2 separate regions of the Homo sapiens genome follow, and region 1 is linked to region 2. Evidence: read pairs that join two places in POLR2A ChIA-PET (ENCODE). Cell type or tissue: OCI-LY7. All regions are shown on one strand. Links, peaks and the distances in the headings refer to the core of each region. The heading gives the core; the rest is flanking DNA.

Region 1 (5,379 bases), core at 124-5,123, 88 kb before region 2:
TTCAAACAAAACTAAGTCTTTCCTCCCCACTTCCACCGCCACACACCAAAAGAGGGTCAGTTGTGGGTTTCAAGTTCCAAAAGCCCCTTTTCTATTTTTGAGAATAATCTTCCAGGGGAACCAGAGAAACTTGTCTGAGTCCTATAAAAATGCTGGCAGCTAAGCAGAATGCCCTCTTCATCTCCCCTCCTTTTGTAAAGCTGAGCGCTACCCAAAGTGTTTATCCAAATTTATTCTTCACCAAATATTTGTTGCCAACAAGGAAAAGGCACACAGAAATGTACTGTTAGCAAGGAGAGTAAAAAAAAAAAAAAAAATCTTTCATGAGAGAGGGGAAAATAAAGACCCTAAAAGATGCAATTATCGGGCATGCCTTAAAGCTAGTCATAACTATTTTAAATTACTTTGCATATAAATATCAGTTATCCCAATAGGAAAATGTAAAACCCAAAGAGAAGTGCCTAGCAATGATTGACTTATAAATCTGGCATTATTGTTGGTAGAGTTATGCAATAGAAAAATGCGTAGCACCCTACCCTATGTTCCCAATCCACCTTCAGTTCTCTCCTCTGAAGCACACGGGCAAAGTACAACTTTCTAGCGGTTAAAAACAACAACAATAACAATCAAAAACCAACAACAACAAGAAAACTTGGAAGCAAATCAAATAACTGCATCAGACCAAAAAAAAATCAATAAGACTGATCTTCAACTCAATTATTTCCTCTCTGAGGATGAATGTCTTTCACAATGAAGTATGTGTAAATACTCTATTGGTGTGTGTGTGTGTGTGTGTGTGTGTGTGTATAGTTCACTTGAACATAGCATCATCTCTCAGCTCATGCCACTATTTCATTCTTTTCCTCCCAAAGCCTCACCTCCATCTTCCAAGAGGTAGTAATAAGAAAATAATCAGAGAAAAGGTTGTTATCTTGTAGCAAACTGCAGATGGTAAAGGAGCAGTATATCTTATTTTGAAAAGCTTGCCAGAATGTGGACAGAAGGATTTTCAAAGCTTAATTCAATAAACTTCAATAAGCTGAGCTCCAGTGTTTTTTGACTAATTAATAAAGAAAAATGTCAACTCATCTGACCTCAAATAATCAAAATCCTCAAGCAAAAGAAAATCCTTTTTTATTCCCTTGACCCCAATTTTTAGTATGTAAACCAGCCCAGGGCAAAGCATGCCTTGTGCTACCAAACCTTTTTTTTTTTTTTTTTTTTTTAAATATACAAGGAGGACCACTGTTTAAATAAATATCAAGCTATATTATAAGAAACATCAGTATTGTAAGATTAAGGTCAGATGCAGTGGCACACGCCTATAATCTCAGCACTTTGGGAAGCCAAGGCAGGAGGACAGCCAGAGTCTAAGAGTTCAAGACCAGCCTGGGTGACATAGCGAGACCCTGTCTCTACAAAAGTGTAAAAAAACAAACAAAAAGAGTTGGGTGCAATGGTGTGTGCCTGTAGTCCCGGCTACTCTGGAGACTGAGGTGGGAGGATTGCTTGAGCCCAGGAGTTCAAGGTTGCAGTGACCTACAATGGTACCCCCGCACTCCAGCATGGGTGACGGAGCAAAAAAAATTAAAAAATAGAATTAAGCCAGATGCAGTGGCATGTAATCCCAGCCCTTTGGGAAGTTGAGGTGGGCAGATCACCTGAGGTCAGGAGGTCAAGATCAGCCTGGCCAACATGGTGAAACCCCCTCTCTACTAAAAATACAAAAATTCACTGGGCATGTGGCACATACCTGTAGTCCCAGCTACTTGGGAGGCTGAAGCAGGAGAATCACTTGAACCTGGAAGGTGGAGGTTGCAGTGAGCCGAGATTGTACCCCTGCACTACAGCCTGGGCAACAGAGCCAGACTCTGTCTCAAAAAAAAAAAAAAATTAAATTAAATTAAAAAAAAATTTTTAATGAAAATTTATTATAGCCATAGGACTCACCCAAACCTCTGTCAGGGCTGACACTACATGTTATTTAGCAGTATGAAGCAACCTGGCCTGGGGATTTCCAGGAGACAAAACCACCTCGGCACAGATCCAACTCTCATAAATCTTAAAACAAAGCTTACCCTAATAAGAATAGCTTAAACTCCCTTTACAAGCAAAACACCTGGTAATTGATCCAGACTGAATACAGATATCAGACAGGGGAATGATCCCCTTAAATTCTACAAATGGTCCCCAGCCATAAAAAGGAATGGGATCATGTCCTTTGCAAGGACATGGATGGAGCTAGAAGCCATTATCCTCAGCAAACTAACGCAGAAACAGAAAACCAAACACCACATGTTCTCATAAGTGGGAGCTGAATGATGAGAACACATGGACACACAGGGTGAACAACACACACTGGGGCCTGTCAGAGGTGGGAGGTTGGGGTGAGGGAGAGCATCAGGAAGAATAGCTAATAGATGCTGGACTTAACACCTACTTGATGGGATCATCTGTGCAGCTAATCACCATGGCACACATTTACCTATGTAAAAACCTGCACATCCTGCACTTGTGCCCCCAAACTTAAAAGTTGATGGAAAAAAAGAAAATTAATCCAGAAAATGGCAATCCCCAGACATTGTGGTTTATTAAGGATATGGAGTTTTTGAAATAGTTTTGTATTAAGGATGAAAAGCTGTGAAATAAATGAAGAAGTGAAGAAGATTCAGATTTGAGCCACTATTCTGACCATTTTGATAGAGTAGAGGCCACTCTGGGAAAAAGTAAGAGCTAAGCCAGGAAAGACAGGGCAGATGAGATGGATTGGGGTTAGGTGGATGACAGCTCACAGAGCCCATTCAATGCCCGGCTAAGGAGTGGTGATGTATCCTCTGTGCTGGATGGGCCATTAGAGGTTTTGGAGACAGAGAGGGCCTTAGTTTGAGTAGTGTTTAGAAAGTTCTCTGGAAGCATTCATTCTTGATAAATTGACCACAGGCAAAAAGACCAGCTAGGGGACAACTGTGGCCCCACAGACAGGAGATAATGAGGGCCTGAAGCTGACAAGACAGTGGGGATGTGGGAGGTCGGATATGAGAAAGCCTGGAAGGAGACGCTAGACAACTGGACGCTGTCTTTGAAACATGCTGGCTTCCAAGTGCCAGTGAGTGTGAGGGTGGAAATGGCTAGCAGGCTGTTGGAAATACTCAGAGAACCAGGTAAAATTCACAAGTTCATGCCAGGCTCCAGACCCCTTTAACTAGATATGATGTATGGAAACAGAGCAAATTCATATGCACAAGCAAACCTGGGCAACCTTCTGCAGAAACAGAAACAAAAAGAACAAATGGCTCTGAGGAGCCGCTCTGCTCAGTCAGCCAAGCTGAAAAATGGCTTCACATGAGCCTCAGCTTCATTCATTTAATAAAATCTTCCTCCTTATCCTCAGGTTCCTCAGCAACAGTGCCTGGCCAGCAGCTAGGTTAATCCAATCACCTGTGGCCTCTCTCCCCAGGTGAGGGAATAGTCAGCTTATAAACGCTGCTGCTGAAGCAAGAGGCAGCCTCACCATGGCCCCCAGAATATGTTCACTTTTCTGCTCCCCTCTCAGCCCATCTCTGCACACTTGAACACAGACTGTTCATTCCCCTGCCAAAACAAGAGCCTTCTTAGTTCTCCCTCTCTTCATGGCCCTCAATTTGAGAGAAATCTCTTCCTCTCAGTAACAATGTCTCAAAAACTCAAGAAGAGACCCCAAAGCCGAGAGCCAGCTAGCTTTGACAGACTGCATTTCATCTAGTTTCAGGAGCCACACACTTCCTTCCCTTTCTCCCACTCTATTTCTGAAAACCACAGGTTAAAAACACTGGGAAGCATCCTGAATGTCCATCAGTAAGTGAGCAGTTAATAAAGTCTGGATTCTCCATGCAGCCAAGCACTATTCACTTAATAAACGATGCAGACGTATGCCAAATCAGAACCATCTCTATACTCACTGTTAAATGAAGACACAACATGGCAAAACAGCGTACATTGCATTCTACCATTTAAGCCAGGAAAGGGACTCTAACTGCTCATATTTGTATCAAAAAGCTCTGGATAAACACTGTTTTTAAATAGATCAATTTCAGAAAGCAGTGCCCATAGGTTTGCCCCAGTCACGTATAAGTTAGGGGTAAAGGAACTTATAATAAAAATTATTTCAGTCACTACTTCTATATATGAAAACTGAAAAAGACTAGTTTTCTGCTAATGTTTTGATACCATACCTTTTTTTTTTTTCAATTGCACACGAAGAGATTACTAACTCTGATTTTATTCCACTGGGACTGTTCAACATTGTATTTCCACCATCCACAGCAGTTAAATAATGAGTTATAAATGTCACAATCATAATGAAATTCTCAGAATGAATTCTGTAAGGTCCAAAATAGGTTTTCCTGGCAGGATGGAGGAGGCCAAGGAGAGGGAAGGTAAGCATTCACAGTGGAAATGTCTGATGTACTCAATTTGATTTTACAGAGCAATGGAAGCCCCCACAAACCTCAATCTCAGAATTTACCATAATTCCATTCAACAAATATTGTTGAGCCCCAGTGTCTGGGAGAGTTTAGAATTAAATGCAATAGGAATCATTTGCAATGTTTGGCCAGGCGCAGTGGCTCACACCTGTAATCCCAGCACTTTGAAAGGCCGAGGTGGGCAGATCACTTGAGGTCAGGAATTTGAGACCAGCCTGGCCAACATGGTGAAAACCCGTCTCTACTAAAAATATTTTTAAAACGTAGCCAGACATGGTGGCAGACACCTGTAATCCCAGCTACTTGGAAGGCTGAGACAGGAGAATCACTTGAACCCAGGAGGCAGAGGTTGCAGTGAGCTCAAATCGTGCCACAGCACTCCAGCCTGAGCAACAGAGCAAGACTCCGTATCCAGTATCCAAAAAAAAAAAAAAAAAGAATCATTTGCAATGGTGCTTGCTGCCAAATTACCTTACCGGGAGCCTCTTTGGAACTTCCACACAAATAGGGAATTGTTAGCAAACTCCGACCTGGGCAACTCTCTCTGTGCAGAGAGGAAATATGGCTATAAATAGCCACTCCAGCCTCATTCTCCCTATGATGAGTTCACGAGGGATCTGTGAGGCCCTGCATCAGGTGAGTCCACCAGATGCAGGTCCTTGAGAGGCAGAAGGCATGCAGCAAGTCCTGGGAGTGGCTGAGAAGGGCTAAAAGTTGAGCCTGGGCCCTGACTGTAGTAGGGACTAGTAGTAAGCCATGTCAGTTGCTATAGCAGCATCTGAGAGCTTGTTAGAAAAGCAGAATCATGGGTCCTATCCAAGCCCTGAAGGATCAGAATCTGCATTTTAACCAGACATCAGATGATTGACGTGCATAATAAATTTGAGTAGCCTTAATGTTGAGTGGCACTAATGAT
Region 2 (5,379 bases), core at 317-5,316:
AATCTTCGTGAGACCCTGTCTCACCTCTGAAATTTATTTTCTTTATTTGTAAAAAAGGATTGAATAATGCCTTCAGTGTAGAGTCTATTTGAGAATTAAGTGAGATTACTTATGGGCAAGTTCTTTAAAGTCATAAGACGTAGGAAAAAGTTTCAACTTATAAGCAAAGGAAAAAAGATGGGAAGAAGCTGGCATGAGTCAATTGGCCTCATAAATCAACCTGACAAAGGGAGGATCCACAAATAGAAAAGGAGAAATGGAGCTTGGGTGGATACATGTTGCAGTTGCGTCAAAAAGTCATTGTTACATTAGTTTTAGTCTCGGAAGAGGAAAGAGTTTCCATCTGAAGAAATACAGAAAGTACTGAAATATTGGAAACCCAACTTTTATTCTGCCGGCAAGGCCAGATGTTTGTTAAGAAATTGAAAGTGGATCACGCATGGTGGCTCATGCCTATAATCTCAGCAACTTATGGAGGCTGAGGTGGGAGGATCGCCTGAGCCTGGGAGGTTGATGCTTCAGTGATCTATGATTGCACCACTGCTATCCAGCCTGGGTGACAGAGCAAGACCCATTCGAAAAAAGAAACAGAGAGTGAGAAGAAAAGAGAAAAAAAGAGAGAGAGAGAGGAAGGAAAGAAAGAAAGGAAGAAAGAGTGGGGGGAGGGAGGGAGGGAGGGAAGAAAGAAAGAAAGAGAGAAAGAAAGAAGGAAAGAAAGAAAGAAAGAAAGAAAGAAAGAAAGAAAGAAAGAAAGAAAGAAAGAAAGGAGGGAGGGAGGGAGGGAGGGAGGGAGGGAGGGAGGGAGGGAAGGAAGGAAGAAAGAGAAAGAAAGAAAAGAGAGAAAGAGAGAGCGGGAGGGGGAAGAGAGAGAGGGAAAGAGGGAGGGAGGAAGGAAGGAAGGAAGGCAAGAATTGAAAGCGGAAGAACTGGATGTAAGAATCAAAAAGTACAGCATTAAACTCCCCTGGAAATATCCTGGTTGGTGCAAATATAGTGAAATTACTTCTTCCAGGTGCCATAGTGTGGGACCTCAGATGCATATAAATGGCTGCCATTGGCAATTGAGTTTAATTTTATTTCATATAGCCTTAATTATTTTTACAAATATTCTAGTTTTCTTCTAGGTACATAATAGTGTAATATGCCCCCATCACCATGATGCTCATTATGGACACATGACTGAATTTGGCAAGTGCATGTAACTAAAAGTGTCATGGACCACTTGCAGGTGGAAGCCTAAAAGAATTGGTGTACAATTCACTATGTTTCCTTTGTCTGGCTTCAAATAGTGAAAGACTCCAAACCTGGGTCTCTGATTAAGGATGATGTTAAGTAGAGCCCCACCCTCCACCCCCATGATCCTCAATGGAAACATGTAAAAATAAAAAGCAAACTTTGTTATTCATTTTTTTTTTTTTTTCCCTGAGATGGAGTCTCACTCTGTTGCCAGGCTGAAGTGCAGTGGCACAATTTCAGCTCATTGCAACCTCTGCCTCCCGGGTTCAAGTGATTCTCTTGCCTCAGCCTGCAGCTGGGACTACAGGCACACCCCACCACGCCCAGCTAATTTTTGTATTTTTAGTAGAGATGGGGTTTCATCATGTTGGCCAGGATGGTCTGGATCTCTTGACCTCGTGATCTGCCACCTCGGCCTCCCAAAGTGCTGGGATTACAGGTGTGAGCCACCACGCCCGGCCCAAACTTTGTTATTCTAAACCACTAAATTATTGTTTGTTTAACCACAGCATAATCTTACATATTCTGACTAATACCTCAGTCATGTGGAACCAGTAATGAGAAGTGGTTAAGAACATTCTTTGGAGTGAGACAGTCTGGGATCAACGACTTTGACACCAGGCCAGCTGTGGTGGCCCACGCCTGTAATCCCAGAACTTTGAGAGATCAAGGCAGGCAGATTGCTTGAGCTTAGGAGTTTGAGGCCAGCCTAGGCACCATAGCGAGACCCATCTCATTATTAAAAAAAAATTAAAAGGTTCTGACATTAGCTACATCTCCAACCATTCTGCACCCTTGTGCCTGGCTCCTGTTTCTCTCTCAGTCCAGAGCTGTGGTTCTCAGATCTGGTTACATCTTAAAATCACAAGAGGGATGCAGATTCCACCCCTAGACATGACTTCATTGGTCTGGGCGGGGGCCTAGGCATTAGCATTTTTTTTTTTAACTTAAATGTATAGCTAGGTCTGAGAACCACTTGCCTAAAATTCCCTAATCTTATTTAATTGGTTCACCCTTCAAACTCAGACTGAATCTTCTCCAACACATCTTCTTCAGTGCAAGTTCCCACTTGAGCTCCAGTGGGAACTTCAGCAACCTGGGCACACCTTGTCTCTGTAATTAGAACATTATATTAAGATTATCCATTTTCATATCTTTTTTTTTTTTTTTTTTTTTTTTTGAGATGTAGTCTTGCTCTGTTGCCCAGGCTGGAGTGCAGTGGTGCAATCTTGGCTCACTGCAACCTCCACCTCCCAGGTTCAAGCAATTCTTCTGCCTCACCCTCCCCAAGTAGCTGGGATTACAGGTGTGCACTACAATGCTCAGCTAATTTTTGCATTTTTGGTAGAGATGGGGTTTTGCTGTGTTGGCCAGGCTGGTCTAGAGTTCCTGACCTTGTGATCCACCTGCCTCAGCCTCCCAAAGTGCTGGAATTACAGGCGTGAACCACCATGCCCAGCCTTCATATCTATTTTCTAACCACAGTGTGATCTCCTGGAACACAGGAACTGTAGTGAAATCATCTCATAGCCCCAGCACTTAACATAGACCCTGCCATCATATATCAAAGTATATACCCAATAAATACTTATTGATCTCAACAGAGAAAAGACCACGTGATTAAAAATTAAGAAACCATTGATGACCTTTGAGAAAATAGCTTTAAGGGAAGGGTGGAAGAAATGACCATTGTTGGCCAGGCACGGTGGCTCACTCCTGTAATCCCAGCACTTTGGGAGGCCGAGGCTGGCAGATCACGAGGTCAGGAGTTCAAGACCAGCCTGAACAACGTGGTGAAACCCCATCTCTACTAAAAATACAAAAATTAGCCAGGCGTGGTGGTGCCTGTAAAAAAATAAAAATAAATAAAAAATAAGATAAGAAACTGTCAACAGGTGCGTTTCAGAAGAAAAGTAAAATTATTTTAATCAGGATTCAAAATGGGAGACAGAGGTGGAGAAAAGAGCACAGGTGTACAAAATGTCAAATATGGTTATTTTTATGTGGTAGGATTTGGGTGGTATGTTTTTTTCATTCCAGCAGGTGCTCACTAAGTAATAGTCAGATGAATAGATTTTCCTTGCATGAGTGAATGCATGTATTTTCTTCACAGGTGTAGAACTAAGTTCATCATACATTTTTTTTTTTTTTTTTTTTTTTTTTGAGACGGAGTCTCGCTCTGTCGCCCAGGTCGGACTGCGGACTGCAGTGGCGCAATCTCGGCTCACTGCAAGCTCCGCTTCCCGGGTTCACGCCATTCTCCTGCCTCAGCCTCCCGAGTAGCTGGGACTACAGGCGCCCGCCACCGCGCCCGGCTAATTTTTTGTATTTTTAGTAGAGACGGGGTTTCACCTTGTTAGCCAGGATGGTCTCGATCTCCTGACCTCATGATCCACCCGCCTCGGCCTCCCAAAGTGCTGGGATTACAGGCGTGAGCCACTGCGCCCGGCCTCATCATACATTTTAAGGCACAGTGTCATCATGGGTCTGGTAAGCCTCCTCAGATTTTTCCTGATATCTCAATACATAATGCAAATTTTTGCTAATGTATTAAATCAATGTCACTGGATATATAAGTAACCTTGAAAGATGCACAGTATTGCTTTGTATATTATGTTTTCAAATTACTAAACATTTTGCTGTGGATCTCCTTCTGCTTCCTTTTCCACCCAACTCTATGATCTTAAAATCTAACTGTGTCAACATATGTATATTTAGCTTATAGCTCCTAATTGCTGCATAATATATAATACCACTGTGGACATATCCCCTATTTTATTCATCCATTCTCTTTTTTTTTGAGACTGAGTCTTGCTCTGTCCCCGAGGCTGGAGTGCAGTGGTGCAATGTCGGCTCATTGCAACCTCCACCTCCCGGGTTCAAGTCATTCTCCTGCCTCAGTCTCCCAAGTAGCTGGGATTACAGGCACACGCCACCATGCCCGGCTAATTTTTGTATTTTTAGTGGAGACGGGGCTTCACCACGATGGCCAGGCTGGTCTCAAACTCCTGACCTCAAGCAATCTGCCCACCTTGGCTTCCCAAAGTGCTGGGATTACAGGCGTGAGCCACCGCGCCCTACCTATATTCATCCATTCTCTTAATGAGGAATGTCTAAGTTACCTACTAACACAAAAAGTGTTTCATTGAATAACCTCATACATGTCCCTACATGGACCTGAGAAAGAGTTTATCAGAGTAGGCACCCAGAAAGGGAACTGTTACATCATAGGCTAGCCACACACTTAATTTCACTAAGTACCATCAAATTTCTCTCCAGAGCAAACTGGCCAGCTTTACTCCAACCCCCCGCACATGAGAATTCTGTTAACCTGGGTACTGGCTAGCACTAGTACATCTCTTTATAATTTTTGCCAAGCTCTTGGATATAATGTGTTACTTTGTTGTTGTTCTCTTTTGATTTTTTTGATGATTTTGAGGGTTTAATGATTTGTTCACATATTTGTTAACTGTTTATGTTTCCCCTTCAGCAAACTGACTTCTCACATTTTTGCCCATATTTCTATTTTTCTTCCTCTCCTCCTCTTCTTCCTCCTACTTTTCTGTTTTTCTTTTCCTTTCTCTTTCTCTCTCTTTCTGCCTGGGTATCTGTATAACGTCTTTTCTAAACATTAAAAGTAATTTCTTCTACTCCATCATCCCTCTGCCAAATTTGTCCATTGAACACTGAACAGAAATCCTTAATATTGATATATTAATATTAGAAATCATCCATCTTTATCCTATGGCTCCTGCTTCGGAGATCTTGTTTAAGAAATCTTGGCTGGGTGCAGTGGCTCACCCATGATCTCAGCACTTTGGGAGGTCAAGTTGGGAGGCTCACTTGAGCCCAAAAGTTCAAGACCAGCCTGGGCAACATAGCGAGACCTTCTCTCTACAAAATTTTTTTAAAATATTACCTAGGTGTGGTGGCAAGTACCTGTATTTCCAGCCAATCAGGACACTGAGGTGGGAGGATTGCTTGAGCCCAGGAGGTCAAGGCTGCAGTGAGCCATGATCATGCCACTGTACTCCAGCGTGGGCAACAGAGAAGACCTTGTGTCTATTTTAAAAAAGAAGAAAGAAAAAAAAATCCTTTCCCACTGCAAGATTACCATAATATTTGTCTATAGTTTTTCTATTA

What was found. Peaks named below come from ENCODE experiments on the same cell type or tissue, not always from the same donor. Only the 100,000 strongest peaks of a DNase experiment are listed, where the experiment ranks them.
Region 1: POLR2A ChIA-PET joins it to region 2 with 22 read pairs; 2 of 35 experiments call an interaction of 5 or more read pairs at or near these places.

Annotation. Positions count from the first base shown.
Region 1 is chr5:156,886,709-156,892,087 of GRCh38, forward strand. No RefSeq gene overlaps it. Among named protein-coding and RNA genes, the nearest start is that of PPP1R2B, 39 kb to the left of the region's middle. In OCI-LY7, for the core only: no CTCF peak of the experiment used is centred there; a DNase peak (open chromatin) is centred at 2,011; H3K27ac peaks cover 2,947 bases.
Region 2 is chr5:156,974,205-156,979,583 of GRCh38, forward strand. No RefSeq gene overlaps it. Among named protein-coding and RNA genes, the nearest start is that of TIMD4, 14 kb to the left of the region's middle. In OCI-LY7, for the core only: no CTCF peak of the experiment used is centred there; DNase peaks (open chromatin) are centred at 447, 1,207, 3,277, 4,487 and 4 weaker places; H3K4me3 peaks cover 2,410 bases; H3K27ac peaks cover 4,825 bases.